Linked DNA regions of Mus musculus: region 1 is linked to region 2. A link is a loop called in an ENCODE intact Hi-C map of the cell type or tissue named here. Cell type or tissue: heart. All regions are shown on one strand.

Region 1 (8,000 bases), 850 kb after region 2:
AAGAGCCTGAGGGAAGGACCTTGTGTTGGTGACTTTTGCCTCCGTGTGACCAAAAACACCTGACAGAGACAACTTCAGGAGGGAAGGGGGAGGAGTTTCATTTTGACTTGTAGTTTCAGAAGGGCCAATCTCTGTTTGCCTGGCCCTATGTGTTTGTGTGGAGCATCATGGCAGCCATAGCACATGGAAAGAATCACATCATGGCAGACCTGGAAGCAAAGGGAAGGCAGGGAGCAGCGACTACAGGGAAATACGACCAATCAGAAAAGTTTGAGTCTATTTATTTCATTTATTTTACTTATGGAGATATGGCCTTGTGTAGCCAAGGATAGCTAGCCTTGAACTTGCTATGTAGCCAAGGATTTCCTCTTGCCCCCATCTCCCCAGTCCTGGACTTAATAAGCACATGTCATGCTTCCCAATGTTATGCTGACTTGTTTGTTTTGAGCAAGGTCTCATGTAGTTCTCAAATTCTCTATGGAGCCTGAAGGATTCTCTATAACTTGTGATCCTCCTGCTAACCACCCCTCCGCTCCCCACCCACAGCCCTGATGATAAGTGTGTGCCGCCGGCCTGGTGTATGCAGTGCTGGGCTGGGAGTCAGGGCTTCTCGGATGCTGGGTGAGCACTTTCCTAACCAAGTCCTATCCTCCGCCTCAGCAGTTCATGCTTAGACTCTGCTCTGTACTGTCCGCATCTTCTCTCCTCCCCGCCCCCTTGCAGGCTTCTGTAGATGCTTACTATAGATTGTTACTGACACCTGAACAGTTCACACAAAGGTATCTGGAAGCCATGGGAGGCTGGATCGTGCAGATCAGAGCAAAGCCATCCCCAAGGGTGAGCAGGGCTTGTTCCAGGAGACCTTGGGGAAGGACTCTAAGGCTGTCCGCATTCACTCTCTCTGTGCATGGACTAACCAAGGTGTATCCAGACAGACAGAGGCTGGAGCTGTGTACGCCTCTAAGCAAGACAGGAACTGTTCTAAAGAGATGTGTGCCCCCCACCCCCCTGGTTATCAGACCATTAAAACAATGGACCCCAAGGCATTGCCATTTCCCTGGGACTCTCAGGCTGGAGAAGGAAAAGGCTGATGCTGGAAGCCTGCCAAAGGGGGAGCTTGTGTCCAGGAAGACATTCCACAGAGTTCTGAAAATTGTCAGACCACCTTGCCGGAGAGATTGGAACTGAAACAAAGATGGGCCAGTGATGGGCAGGACCACCGCTGACTAAGGACTGCTTAACTATGCATACTTTGAGTATGTCTGTGTGTGTCTGTGTGTGTGTGTGTGTGTGTGTGCAGGCATGCCCGTACATATATTTGGAAGCCAGAGAACAGTAGTGTCCTGTTTTACCACTCCCTTGGGACAGCATCTTTCACTGAACCCAGAACTAAACTGGTAACTAGCAACCCCAGAGCATCTCCTGTGTCTGTCCCCACAACCTCATAAGCAATGGACACTGGTATGAGCATGCCGAGCTTTTTTAAGTGGGTGCTAGGGATCCAAATTCAGGGCCATGCTTGTGTAGCCAACTCACTTCCCCATTAAGCTATCCCCTCAGGCCTCTTGCCTTCTTTTTAAACCTAAACTTCATGTCAGGGCCTTGAACTTGGTAGGCCACTGGGCCTCTCTGTCCCTTTTCCCAGTGTGGCCATGTTGGAAAATGTCTTTTTTTCTGCATTTCATTCTTATTTGTCTGTTTAAGAGGCCCGGTAAGTGGCTAAGCCTGGCTCGTTAGGGCTGTCTGGCCTAACAACCCTGATCACAGCCATGGTATCACCCCTTCACCCCAAGGGGCAGGTATATGATTTGCAGAGGGAGGCTGGAGGACTGAGGGCTTGGACCAACTAAGGCTCTTAGTGAACTCTAAGCTCCTCTAACCTACATAGGAAGGACCTGTCTCAGCAACCTCTAAGGACAGGACCCGGACAAGACAAAGCCCAACTCCCTGTTAATGGCCCTCGTATCCATCGTCTGAGTCCTCTGAACCCTTCCCACGCCTACACAGCATGGCAACAGCCCCTTCACACTGTCCTGTGTCCCAGCACACACACAACTGTAAGCTTCATTCAGTTGTTGAGCAGACTCATTGCCAACCTGGATTGTCCTAGGTGAGTCCCAGGGCCTAGGGACAGCGAAAGGAAGTTTCTCTCATGTGCCTTGGCCTTCTCCCTGATACCTCTGTGATTTCTGGACGATCTTGCAGCCTTGACCTCAGCAATGTCTGCAAGTTGGTTGTTTTGACTTCCACACACTCCAAGGTCAGCTGTCCCTTTTCAACAGATTGGCAAGAGGAGTTTCGGCTTAGCCCACACAAAGCATACTCGATCTTGTCTGGGATGTGGAAAGTCAAATAAATTATGATTGGAGGGGACTTTCCTCACTTGACTCTCTGAATTAAAGATGCTTTGATTTGCTTCCCCAGATGTTTATACAACACACACACACACACACACACACACTTCACTAAGAAAAAACAATCCCAGCCTGGCGGTGGTGGCGCACGCCTTTGATCCCAGCACTTGGGAGGCAGAGGCAGGCGAATTTCTGAGTTCAAGGACAGTCTGGTCTACAGAGTGAGTTCCAGGACAGCCAGGACTACACAGAGAAACCCTGTCTCGAAAAAACAAACAAACAAACAAACAAGCAAAAAAAAAAAAAAAAACAACAACAATAACAAAACAAAAAGAAAAAACAACCCCTAGAAAACAGAATAACAAAAGACAAAAAAAATGCCTCCAGTTGAGTCAATTGGCCACACTGGGCCCTTACTTCCTTTCAGGAGTGTGGGACCCTCAGCAGTGTTCTGACAGAGCCTGGAAGATTTTTTTAAGTGTCCTCATGACAAGATGGTCACATACATGGGCTCAGGGATCAATTTATAGCCACGTCTCAGTGTAAATGTTGTAGGTTCCAGCTCATGAGGCAGAGTGCCGGCAGAAACCCTGGGTTCCATCCCCAGCACACACAGAGCAAGCCCGGAGGTGTTCTCCTGCAACTCTAGCACTTAGCCGGTATAGCAGGAGGATCAGAGGTTCAAGGCCAGTGCCTACTACATAGCAAGTTTGAGGCCAGTCTGGGCTATGTGAGTCCCTGTCTCAGAAATAAAGCAAAGGCTGACAAGATGGTTTTGTGGGCAGAATGGCTTGTTTGGACAACCTGATTTTGAACCCTGGGAGCCACAGGATGGAAAGACAGAATCAACTTCTGCAAGCTGTTCTCAGACCTCCATACCTGTGCCATAGAGCATGAATAAACCGGGTTTAAAAAGAAATGTCTGAAGCCATACAATGCTCCCCACTACACAACTAATATACATTAGCCAAAAATGGTTTCGGGGTGGGGAAAGAAAGACGGAAAGCCTATATACCCAGCGAATCCAGAAAGCCATTGCAAACACCTGAAGCTGGGACCCAGTTGGTGTGTGAAGGTTAGGGCGGGGGGTGGGGGTGGGGGGTGGGGAGGGAAGGGGAAACAAGACAGGAAGCAGAAGGGAGGAGCTCGGGCGAAGAGAGAAAGGCAGTTTCTCTTCCCACTCTGAGAGAAGCACTGTCACATTGTCCTGCCTGGGCGTCAGAAAGTCCTACCAAGCTTACAAGTTTCATGAGACACCCCCCACCCCCCCAACTCCCAGGCCTCCAAAGACTCTGCTCCTGTTTTCCCGCTCAGCCTGGTTTTCCTGCGGGAGATGCTTTGGACGGGGACTCGCCAGTCTGCAGAGTTCCCAGCAGGGGAATTAGATGCCAGAGGTTCTGAACTCAGCAGCACATTAGAGTCACCCAGGGAGCTTTTAAAAAATCTTTGCAGGATCCCTTCCGCTGCAGACCAATTACCATCGTCCTGCAGGGAGGGGGCGGGGGAGTGTCGAGGCCATAATATTTTAAAATTCCCCTGGCACTGCTGATAACTGGGGGAAGGTTAGAACCCTGACTCTTTGAAATGGCAGGAGGGTAAAAACGACATTAGAAATCAGTAGATTTCATTTTTTATTTAATTTAATTTTTAGATGTGGAAACTGAGGCCAGGGATGCTATGGCAGGACAGACTGCAAAGGGGGCTCTTCTCCCATCGACTGAATCTGGGTGCTCCAGTTGTGCAGCACTGAGGGAGGAGGCGCTGAGAAAACACAAAAACAAAAAACAAGGGGGGTGGGGCTCTCAGGATGGGGACAGCACACAGAAATGCCACAACAGCTAGCATTAAAGAGAAACGTCTAGATTCACCATTGCATTTTCGTGATGCCAGGATTAGAATGTTATTGTTTGAAACAGGATCTTTCTATGTATCCCAGGCTGGCCTTGAACTCACCATGTCCTCTGCCTCAAGCTCCCAAGTACCCTGATGACAGGTGAACACCACCACTCCTAGCCCAGGGTTGGATTTTTGGTGGATACATCTTCTGTCTCCTTTTATCGGGTTTCTGTTTTATTTGGTGGAAGTAGAGAATTGAATGAACTCAGGGCCTTTTGGTCATATTAGGCAAGCCCGTTATGGCTGAGCCACATCCTCAGCCCCATACTCGGGGGACATTAGTTGTTGCAGCTAGCCTTTAACTTAGAATCACCAGTCTCGAGATTTAGCGTACCTGGGGTAACTGGGGGTGACTGGCGTGAATTCCCACTTCCTGTTCACTTCCCTTTTCTTTTCTTCCTTTCATTCCCTTTACTTCCAAAGTGACCTTCATCCAAAGCTCTCTCTCCTAGGACTCAGAAAAACATGGTCCTGAAACCAGATTTTTTTCTTTTTCTTCAGATGAAACATAAAGTTAGAAAGTGTCTGAGGGTTACACAACTAGTCTTTCTGGCCTGCTTGTGAAACTTGCTGCGGGCAGCGAGCGCCCCCTGCCGGTAGCTCCCATGGATTCTTACGCCGCGTGCCGAGAGCCCTCTGGTGGCAGAGAGCTGTCATTGCGGAATCTATCCACCTGTTCTGAGTCAGGGGGCTGCTTGTAGCCAAGTTCACAGCTGGAAATGCTTGAGAGACTTCAAAAATCATGGTCTCCGGGACTGATTCCAGGATCTCACTGCTTCCTGTTGCATTTCATTAGCAGAGCTTTTATCTAATGCACTTATTAAGTAAAGACACAACACTGAAAGCCAATCAGATTTTCGGGTGGGGGGTGCGGGGGAGTGGGCGGGGCGCGCTTGTCTTTAACCAGTTTTCAGCCCAAAGCAGAGAGTGGATAATCTTTGGTTAACCTAGACTGGAGCACTGTAAGTGAATGTGACTTGCCTTCTGGTGTCAGAGTTTACTAATTACAGAGCCTTCATCTCTGACACATCCTGACCTTCACACTGCCTTATGTATTTTTTCTTTTGTGGAAAAAAAAGTCACATTTTATTTATTTATTTATTTATTCATTTATTTGCTTACTTAATATTACACGTGTGTGTTTGAGTGAAGGTCAACTTTTTAGGTTCTGTTCTGCCTTTCCTCCGTGAGGGTCCTGGGAGTGGGACAATGATTGTCATGCATCTACCTAATGAGACCCCTCCACAGCACCTGCTCACGTACCGCTCTTTCCTCAAACCTCTGTGAGCATAGCGAGCCAGATTTTACCTGTTCTGTCCTGAGAGCCTGGCCTTAGCCTATCTTAATCTCTAGTTTTGGTCCTCTTCAGTCACTGTTCTCCTGTGCCCAATATTGAAATGTCACATATTGGGGGAGGGAGTCAGTGGTCCCCAGTGCTGGAATTGCAAGGAAGCCAGCTAGAGAGATGCATGCGGTGCTCTGAATCCAACCTTGAAACACAATCACTTCCTGTTTATTGGACCCTGTTCCATTTGTGTTGCCCACCCCCACCCACATGCAAACCCTAGAGTACCTTTAAGGCGGAATGGTCCCGCCAGGAGATCTGACGCAGACCTGGAGGAAATCAGGAGAGAGCTTTTCTGACTCAAACAGAAGTCGCCCACTCCACGACACACCCACAGATCTCACTCAGAAAACACAGAACAGAATGTGTCAGGTCTGCCTGAGTCACATGTGGCCCACCCAGCTCCGACTCAGCCATTGCCTGAGACTTAGTTTCTCAGTTGTTCTTTTCTAATGGGTGTGGGCAGCCCTTCCTCCTAGATTCTTAGTAATTGCACCTTCAGTCATCGAAGACTGATGGGAGAGAGATGTCTGGGGATGTTTGAGGGATATTTGATGTCATTAGGAACTGCTCTTAGTCCTAATCTTGTCATGCTCTGTCACTGTCACAGACAGGGACATGTCTGATGGAAAGAGACATGTCTGATACCTGGTTCTGGAAGCTGGGGAGTCTATGATGAGGTGGTGTTTGTGGCCAGGACTGAGTGGTTGATGTTGAACGTAAGGATCACAGCCTGTGTCCCAATCCAGGTTCAGCAACTCCACCTCAGTAAGCTGGTTGAAAGAGCCACACTTAATGGTAGAAAGCAGAAAGGAGGGATTTCTTCAATGTGGACACGTCAATCTGATGACACACCCCACACACTCCAAAACCCATCTCTGGGCCTCTGAAGCAGGATCAAAGCTTCAGTCAAGGGCCGGGACATGCATACCCAAGTTGTTCTGGCCAAAGTGTAGTCTTCTTGTCTTCCAGTGACCTTGGGTTTTAGTCTCATTCTGTAAGGTGAGCTGACAAGGTAGAACTGAGAAATCTTTTTCCAGGAGACATTCTCCTTCGGCTGGTCCCTCTTCCTTCTTCCAGTGTGAGATACCTGGGGAAATTCTAACTTGAGGGGATGAGGGTCCATTGTCTCAATAGTCTAACAGACTGACAAACAAGTCTCTCTTAGCCAGGTGGTAGTGCAGCACTCAGGAGGCAGAGGCAGGTGAATCTGTGAGTTCAAGGCCAGCCTGATCTACAGAGTGAGTTCCAGGACAGCCAGACCTACACAGAGAGACCTTGTCTCAAAAAGGAAAAAAAGAAGAGAAGAGGAGAGGGGAGGGGAGGGGAGGGGAGAAGAGAAGAGAAGAGAAAAGAAGAGAAGAGAAGAGAAAGAGAGGAGAAGAGAAGAGAAAATCTTTATTTCTCTCGGGCTAATCCCATTCATCCCATGCTGCTTCAACCCTTGGCTAAGGTGAAAAGGCAAGAGGGTATGTTGGAGGCAAGACACACCAGCTTTGTGATACACATCCATCATTCCAGCTACTCATAGACAGGTGGACAGGCAGACAGACACACACACAGACTGAAAGGAGAGAGAGAGAGAGAGAGAGAGAGAGAGACAGACAGACAGACAGACAGAAGGGGAAGAGAAGAGAGGAGACAGAAGAAAAGAAGGAAGAAAAGAAAAGCTGAACATGATGGTGCACTTCTGTAAAGTCAGCACTTAGAAGACTGAGGCAGGAGGATCACCAGTTTTAGTCTGGGCCACAGGGTGAGACTTTGTCTCAAAAACAAACAGATCAACCAACCAATATGTGTGTGTGTGTGTGTATAAGTGTGTGTGTGTGTCTGTGTCTGTATCTGTGTGTGTATATATATATATATATATATATATATATATATATTATTTTATTTTACAGAATCCCAGGCAGTTGCTGTTATCCATGGGCCACATTAGATCACAGCCCCTCTAGCTTCTGTGAGGAGTTTCAAAGATGATGTCCCCACCCCTTGAGTCTTTCTCTTTTTACAGCTCTCTCACAGGAGCCAAGTGCCATCTGCCATGTATATTCATGTATATATACGTATATACACATATATACACAGGTATGCATATATATGCATATATTCTGCCTCACGTTGTAAAACCACTCTTAAAGTAACCAGAGAGCTCAGTCACATGGTGCAGTATGGTGTGTGGGTGTGTGAGATGTGTGAACTCAGTCATGAAGGTTCCACACCTGTGATCCAAGTACAAGCTTGGCTATTTAATGTTCCCTGGCCTCCTCAGGACACCAAATTCTCTGAGATATTCTAGAACTGTCTCTATGATCTACCTTAGAGAGGAGTTTGTCCTGCAATTCACAATAACCGAGATGTGGAATCAGCCACAATACTCAATAACTGTTGGCTGGATAGAGAAG
Region 2 (8,000 bases):
CCTTGAACTCAGAAATATGCCTGTCTCTGCCTCCCGGGTGCTGGAATTAAAGGCGTGTGCCACCACGCCTGGCTGGCTCTTGTCATTTTAACTTATTATTTTTTAACTAGTTAACTATTTAGTTAACTATTTTAACTATTATTTTAAACTAATTTTAGAAAATTAATAAATGGCTGTTTCCCCTTTTATATGTGCATGAGGAGGTGGCAGGTCCCCCGGGACAGATGGCTGAGTCACCATCATGTGGGGACTGGGAACCGTACTCTGGCCCTCTGTAAGAACAACAAGTACTCTTGACTACCAGGCCTTTTCTCTTGTCAGGGTTAAACAAGTACATTGTCCCGGATCCAGCCCAGCCTTCTTGGGGTTAGAAGCCACATTGCCTACGCCGTGTGAGTTAGCAGGAAGTTAGTCCCTTTAACCCAGAAGCCCACTCGTGAAACGGCTGGACTGGCCACTGCTGCTTAGCTGGTAGTAAGCACAAGCCTAAAGACCAAGCAGAGGCGTGGAGTGTGGAGACCACCCCCCCCCCACTCCAGGCTCACCCCCAGGTCTGCATCATATTTGGCGTTGCTCACAAAGGTCACGGGACGGGTGAGGTCCAGGGCTTTGGTGTGGGTGATCAGCGTCCTGTCCATGAAAGGCAGAAGACAGGCTCGTCGTCAATCTGGGAAGGGCTCTTAGACACCTGTCTCTTTCCCTTTCCTTCCCGTCTTCCCCATCAGTGGTAGCTCACTGCTAACACTGTGGCTGTCCGGAGCCATGAGAGCAGAGATGAATACAAACCAAAATGGCAGAGGTGGTGGCAGCAATAAGAGGGGGTGTGGCTCCCTGTAAGGCTGTGGGTGGAGGTGCATGATTTAAATTAAGAGTCAGGGAAGCCTCTTGAAGGAAAGGCATTAGTGTTGAATTGAATTAACAATTGAGCCAGGAGGAATGGAGAGGAGAGGACCCAATAGAATGGCTAGTCTAGGGCTAGAGTTTGGTTCCTGGGACCTACGAAGCACAGATCACTATTGGAGACTATTTTTTTTCTTTTACATCTTTTTGATCGTTACTCTTCTTATATGAAGGCTGTGTATTGCCTTGGACATAAGACCTGAGCCCCGCCCTCTCAAAACAGCTCCAAATTAGCAAAAGCCACTCTGGGGTACTCCAGCCTACCCAGTCCTGGCTTTATTCTTGATGTCCCTGAATGAATGCATCTTCCTTACCACCTCCTCAAAAAGTCTGGGAGCTCAAAATACTACTTCGTGGAGTCGGGATGCAGCTACAGCATGGAGAACAAGGAGTTCTCAACCTGCGGGTGGAGACTCCTTTGGCAAACCTCTATCTCCAAAAATATTTACGTTAGGATTCGTAACAGCAAAATTCCAGGTACGATGTAGCACCAAAAAATACTTTCATGGTTGGGGGGCGGGGGGAGGGGTCACCACAGCATGAGGAACTGTATTAAAGGGCCGCAGCGTTAGGAAGGCTGAAAACGGCCGATTAAGAAGCTTCGGTTGCCTCTATGTGACAAGCAGTATAATTCATCCAGAAGGCTGTGACAGTCTCATGGCAGATGAAGGACTGTGGCTGAAGATGGAGCTCGATGGGAGAGCACTGGCCTAGCATGCACAGGCAAGGCCCTGAACTGGATCCCCAGCACCAGAAAATACATTTAAAACATTTTGTCTCATTAGTTCCCACTGGGGCTGGAGAGATGGCTCAGCGCTTAAGAGCACTGACTGCTCTTCCTAAAGGTTCTGAGTTCAATTCCCAGCAAGTAGGTGATGGCTGACGACCATCTGTAACAGAGTCCAGTGCCCTCTTTGGGTGTGTCTGAAGAAAGCTACAGTGTACTCACATTCATTAAATAAATAAATTAAATCAATCAAAGAATCACAAAGTGGTTTCCTATAGTTTTAGCATGTGTTTCCATCTAGAATGAATGAATGAATGAATGAATGCATGCATGCATGAATGCATGAATGCATGAATGAATGAATGTCAGGTGTGAGAGAGCACACTGCAATCCTAGCACTGAGTAGGAGGCAGAGACAGGAGGAATAGGAATTCAAGGCCAGCCTTAGCTACCTAGCAAACTTGAGACCAGCCTGTGCTATTTGATTGAGATCTTGTCTGGAAAAAAAATAGAGGAGCAGGAGAAGTGACCCAGCCCTTAGTGCCAAGCCCAGTGATCGGAGTTCAAGCCTGGGGACTTCCATGGTAGAAGGAGAGGACATAAGCTGTCCTTTGACCTCCACCTGTGTGCCATGGCACACACAGAAATAAATTAAAAATCAATCTCAAAAAAGAAAAAAAATCCACTTGGTAGATCATGCGTGTAATCCCAGAATCTCAGAAGTTGGGACCAAAGGGATCAGTGCCAGTTTGAGGCCAGCCAGGGAAACCCAGCAAGCCCCTGTCTCAAAAATAAATTTACTAAAATTACAGAAAATCCAAAGTTCTGCCGGATGGTCGTAACACATGGCTTTCATCAGAGCCATAGGAAGGCAGAGGGAGGCGGATCTCTGTGGGTTCGAGGCCAGCCTGGTCTATGGAGCTAGTTCCAGGACAGCCAGGGCTACACAGAGAAACCCTGTCTTGAACAAAACAAAACAAAACAAACAAACAAAAACTCTACAGTTGTGTGAATCCAAGGAAACTCGGGATTTCATCTCAAGTATGATTAGGAGGGTCAATGGGTAGAAAACCCACAATTTTGGTGGGTTGATTTGGGTCTCCAGTAGTGATGAAGGGGATACTGACATCACAGCACCTATCCACCTGGTTATGGTTGACTTCCATGGTCCCGGCTGCCTACAGAGGCTGAACCAGGCCAAAGTGCTAAGGCCAGAGGCCCAACTAAGCCCAGGGAAGAAAGAGCACTCACTTAAAGTAATATGCGGCGGGTTTCAGAGCAGAGGAAGGCTCATTGGCCACAGACCACATCACAACCGCAGGGTGATTTTTGTCCCGGCGAACCAGCTCCTCCATCACCTCTAGGTGGTGCCGAAGTGACTCGTTGCCAAAACTCTGACTGTGGAGGCAGAGAGGAAAAGGTCACCAAAGGCTCGAAGACAAGGTAGGGACGCTGGGCATCGTAGACGGCGAGGGGGCGGGCACTCACGGTAGCACAATGCCCACACCGGGACACTCATCGATGACCACAATCCCGTATCGGTCACAGAGCTGAAGTACCTCCTCTGAGTAGGGATAGTGGCTGGTACGAAAGGAATTTGCCCCGAGCCAACGGAGCAGGTTGAAATCCTTTACCAGCAGCGGCCAGTCGAAGCCTTTCCCTCGGATCTAGGAGACAGCAGGGCTGCGTGACCTCTACCCTTGTGACTGGAGAGTTCGCACTTTCTTCTAAAGCCCCGCCCCTGGACTCACCCCGTCCACCCTATGTAGGTTCACCACAAACAGCACCACACGATGCTATCTTCCCAGGGCACAGAGGTAGGGGAAGGAGATATCAATGACTCCCAACATGCCACACATTGATGCCACAGCTCCTACTCACATCTGAATCCTCGTGCTTATTGACCCCTTGGAAATAGAAGGGCTTCCCGTTTATGAGGAACTTGCTCTTTGTGACAGCCACTGTTCGAATCCCGATAGGAAGGGTGTAGTAGTCAGTCACAGACTCAGTTGTTGTCACCTTCACCTAGGAGAGCCGATGTGGCAGGCAAGAACATCCAGGTGGACTGCGCGTCACCCAACAGGAAGGCCTCACCCCACACCACTGGAGTTTTTTTTTTTTTTTTTTTTTAAATACAGGCTCATGTAGCTCAGGCTGGCCTCACTTGTAGCTAAGGATGACCTAGAACTCCTGATTCTCCTGCCTGTCCCTCCCAAGTGCTAAAATTACAGGCAGGCATCTCTCTGCTGTTTGGTTTTGGTTATGTTTTGGTTTGGTTTGGTTTCGTTTGCAAAACAGGGTTTCTCTGTGTAGCCCTAAATGTTCTGGAACTCCATAGACAAGGCTGGCTCCAACTTATAGAGATCCACCTGCCTTGGCTCCCAAATTCTGGGATTAAAAGTATGTGCCACCACAGCTCGGCTGGTTTTGGGATTTGTTTTGTTGGGAGGTGGGGGTTGGAGGGACACACTGATTGTTTGAGACAGGGTCTCACTATGGAGCTCTGGCTGTCTTGGAATTCACTAGGGAGACCCGGCTGACCTCAGCGACTGCTCGTTTGATCTTATTCTCCAACACCCCTGGTGCCTACGTATCCCACAAGCCTGCACTTGAGATGCAGAAATGACAGTCTCTGTCTTTAACCAGAACATGATCTCAGGACCTTCACAATTCACAGCTGGACTCTCCCACAAAGTGACTGAAAAAGCCGGAAATCTCAGACAGTACCCATTTAGCCACCTGTCCTGGTTGCCTGCTGTCACCAGGTGGCAGCAAAGGACCTTCCTTAGCCCCAGTCCCACATCACCGTTACCTCCAAGGAGTACATGTAGGCTGGATGCTCATGCATCAGGTAAGGCCACCAGAGGTTGGCACTGGGAACCTGAAGTTGACCCTGGTTCCCTGTCCCATGGGCCACGACTTTGCCACCCTCATCCAAAAGTTGCACTTCTAGCTGGAAATGTTCACTGCCCTGCACAGAAATCCAGTAGGTCACCAGCCCTGTGGGACAGAAACAGATATCATACCAGTCCCAGAAGTCCCCTTAGGTCCCAAGACAATAGCGAACAACTGCTTGTCCTTTTATTTATTTAGTTTTTTTTAAATCTTACTGTGCAGAGATTAGGAGTTACAAGGAGGAAGGAAGTGACCCAATGTTTTGAGTGATGTCACTTTAGACAAGACCCCACCTGTCATTGGTCCTCACTTCCTTGCAAAGGAAGACCCACCAGAAAGGTGTCAGCTTGGGCAGTCTGAGTCTTATCTTCTGAGGATAATGAGGCAGGGGAGGGCTAAAAGATGCTTGAAGCCTTTTTCTCCTTAGGGATTTTTTTTCCTCTTGGGAATTGAGATAAAAATGGACCCAGCCTAGCACAGAGCCTCCCGCCGGGATTCCTCACCGATGTCTTGCTCCACATTAGTGATCACAGTGATATCATCGATGTAAGTGGTAGGGGTGGTATAGAGGACCACAGATCGATGCAGTCCCGCATAGTTGAAGAAGTCAAAGCTTGTGTCCTGGACAAAGTAACCCTTGGGATACCTAGGGTGGGAAAACAAAGGTCCATTATCTGTGTGGCTTTTTAAATCCGCCTCCTCTGTGTGTGTGTGTGTGTGTGTGTGTGTGTGTGTGTGTGTGTACACCACAGTGCACATGTGCAGATCAGAAGACAACCTCAGGCACTGGTTCTACCTTCTAGCTGGCCTGAGAACTTCCAGCAATCACTTTCCCTCCTAGCATGCGACGCCGGTCTCATCAGATCCAGAGCTAGAACCATTCTCCCTATGGGGAAGTCTGCTGGGCAGGAGGGGGGGGGGGGAGGATGCTGCTCACATGGAGGTGTCAGTCTTGTAGACGATGGTCCCCGGCGGAAGGGTATGAGGGGTCAGTGTGTTGTTGATGGCAATCGTGATCCGGCAGGTGGTCAGGGGCCCACTCTGGACCAGCTTGCTAATGTCAGCCTCAAAGGGGAGGTGACCTCCCTCATGTTCCACCACATGAATCCCATTCACCCACTGCAGACACAAGGAGAGATGAGCAGAGGGTAAATGGCCACAGGGCTCTGCTGTCTGTCTTGGGTACCCCCTTCCAGAAGAGGGCCCCCGCCATCAGATGGAAGAATGGTGTTCTAATGGAGCCCACAAAGCAACCCTTCTCTGACCCATGACACAGAGCCCTTCTGGACAGCCCAGACTGCCTTGCCCCCAGCCAACCTCTCCCTATACTGACCACAACTGCATAATAATGGGCACTGTTGATCCTCAACACCACTCTCATGTCGGTATCTTGGGTCCATCGCCGTGGCAGGATTGCTTCCCGTTCATACCACACCCAGCCAATAAAGTCCCGAAGGGCTGCTTCTTGGGTGATGTCATTGAAGCTAGAAGGGACAGGCATGTCCAAGACTGGGCCCGACTAGGGAAAGAAGAAGTGGAGTCACGTGCTGGGGATGTGGCTCAGCTGGTAAAGCCCTGGCCTACCACCGATGAAATCCTGTGTTCCGACTCCAGCATTGTATAAGCCAATCATGGCGGAGCGCACCAGTAATCCTAGCAGATGAGAGGTGCAGCCAGGAAGATGGACGTTCAGGGTCATTCCCTGGCTATCCTCTGCTTCATAGTATATCTGAGGCTGACCTGAGGATACAGGAGACTCTGGCTAAAGAGAAGGATTGGGTCTATTCTTCACGACTGCGCCCCCAGCACCCTAGAGAACCATAGGGGACACAGGGGAGAGACTCTGTAAAATACTGGCTGCATCCACAAGTGAACTCTGCAGGACAGTTGATGGAAAAAGACTGTTCAAACCAAGTTCTTTCTCAGGGCAGATAGTACCAGAGCCAAGATTTCCATGGAAAGAGCCACAGGCCAGTCTAAAACAGGAAAGACCAGACCCTGACATAAAAGGCAGGTGACCATTGCTACAAGGAAGAAGGCCAACAGCAGGGAACAGGGGCCCCCAAGGAAACAGAGAAGGCCTGTGGTGGCAATGTCCTCTCCTTACTTCCTCTTTTGCTGAATGCTGGGCAGTGCAGTTGAAAACTGAGAGTCTAAGCCAGGTGTGGTGGTTCATCACTTGTAACTCTAGCAACCTGGGAGGCTAAGGGAGCCACATGGCTATGAGTCGGAGGTTAATGTGAGTCGCTGTCTCAAACACACACACACAGAGCTGGTGAGATGACTTGGTGGGTTAAAGGCACTAGCCACTAAGCCTGATGACCTTAGTTACATCCCTGGTGACCTAGGTGAGACCAGACTCCAGCAAGTTATCTTCCAACCTCCACATGTACTGTGTAGCACACGGGTGGCGCCCCCCCACCCCACATAAATAATGGGTACACATTTTAAACAAAGAGAGAGAAGAGAGGAAGAGGAGAGAGCCCAATAGGAAACGAGGTAGGATGAATGAATGAATCTGAGAGAGGAGGAGACTGTGAGCACACAGGTTTGCTTCAGCCTGCTTCTGCGCCAACCCTACCTAGGTAGGAAAGGAGAGCAGGGATGAGGGTCCTCTGCTAGCTCTGTGCAAAGTCACATTTGCTCCCCCCTCCTCTACCCCCGCCCCCAAATCTCTGTAGTGGGTAGCATCTCCTAGGATTCTACTTTTCACAAGATGGGAAAGAGCATGGGAGGTATGTGCACCGGGATGCAGGAGGCGTGTGCACAAACATCTACAACACTCAGGAAAGTTAAAGTGGGAGCAAGAGATTCACCCGGACATCCAGGCCAGCCTAGGTTATCGAAGGAGACACAGCCTCAAAACATAAACAAAAGGCTCAGTAGTGACAAGCACACACAGGGCCCTGGGTTCAAGTCCCAGCACTATGAAGTAAAATTAAAAGCTTTAAAAAAACAAAAACAAAAAAATCCATTGCCTGGGGCAGCGCCTGCCTAGCAGAAACCATGCGGTTCTCAGCATGCCAGGTCCCACTTCCTGCTCTGGTCGCTCCCCTCCCCAGCCTGCAAACCCATATTAACCTCCTCTAGGTGAGCACAAGGGGATCTCCAGGTACAGGCATCCCTCCGCCCATCCCCTGACTTCTGGAAGCTTCCAGACCCCGGGTCCCAGGGAGCGCGCACCTCCCGTAGCGGCTGCCGGTACCATTGCTGCTCGAAACCCTGCAGCCGGTTGTTCGAGAGGTCGGCGCGGAAGTGCCACAGTCCGTCCAGCGCCTTGAGCTCCCGCGACGGGCTCTCCTTCGGGAACAGCATCCCGCCCTTCAGAGCCAGCGCGCAGCTGCACAGCAGCTGGCCCAGCGCGACCCAACACGCACTCCATTTTAGGGACATACTGGCCAGGCTGCCCACCGACCAGCGGCTGGGCTTTTTAGCCTCCTCTCTGGGAGGGCAGAGGCGGGACCTGGAAGAGTCACAT

What was found. Peaks named below come from ENCODE experiments on the same cell type or tissue, not always from the same donor. Only the 100,000 strongest peaks of a DNase experiment are listed, where the experiment ranks them.
Region 1: it touches region 2 in a loop (5-fold over the local background); 5 of 42 quality-filtered maps call a loop at or near these places.

Annotation. Positions count from the first base shown.
Region 1 is chr5:130,848,697-130,856,696 of GRCm38, forward strand. Gm40337 (a long non-coding RNA gene) reads right to left here and starts at 6,545. Exons shown (of 3, transcript XR_868569.1): 1 at 6,527-6,545; 2 at 6,244-6,386; 3 at 5,429-5,864. In heart, a CTCF peak has its summit at 4,878 (motif pointing left); a DNase peak (open chromatin) is centred at 4,875; H3K4me3 peaks cover 585 bases; H3K27ac peaks cover 947 bases.
Region 2 is chr5:129,994,902-130,002,901 of GRCm38, forward strand. It overlaps Gusb (glucuronidase, beta), which reads right to left. Exons shown (of 12, transcript NM_010368.2): 1 at 7,706-8,000; 2 at 5,856-6,041; 3 at 5,460-5,641; 4 at 5,026-5,168; 5 at 4,440-4,627; 6 at 3,509-3,652; 7 at 3,116-3,294; 8 at 2,879-3,025; 9 at 546-630. The coding sequence starts at 7,915. Among named protein-coding and RNA genes, the nearest start is that of Gusb, 4.1 kb to the right of the region's middle. In heart, a CTCF peak has its summit at 4,381 (motif pointing right); DNase peaks (open chromatin) are centred at 4,410, 5,980, 6,590, 8,000 and 1 weaker place; H3K4me3 peaks cover 1,271 bases; H3K27ac peaks cover 999 bases.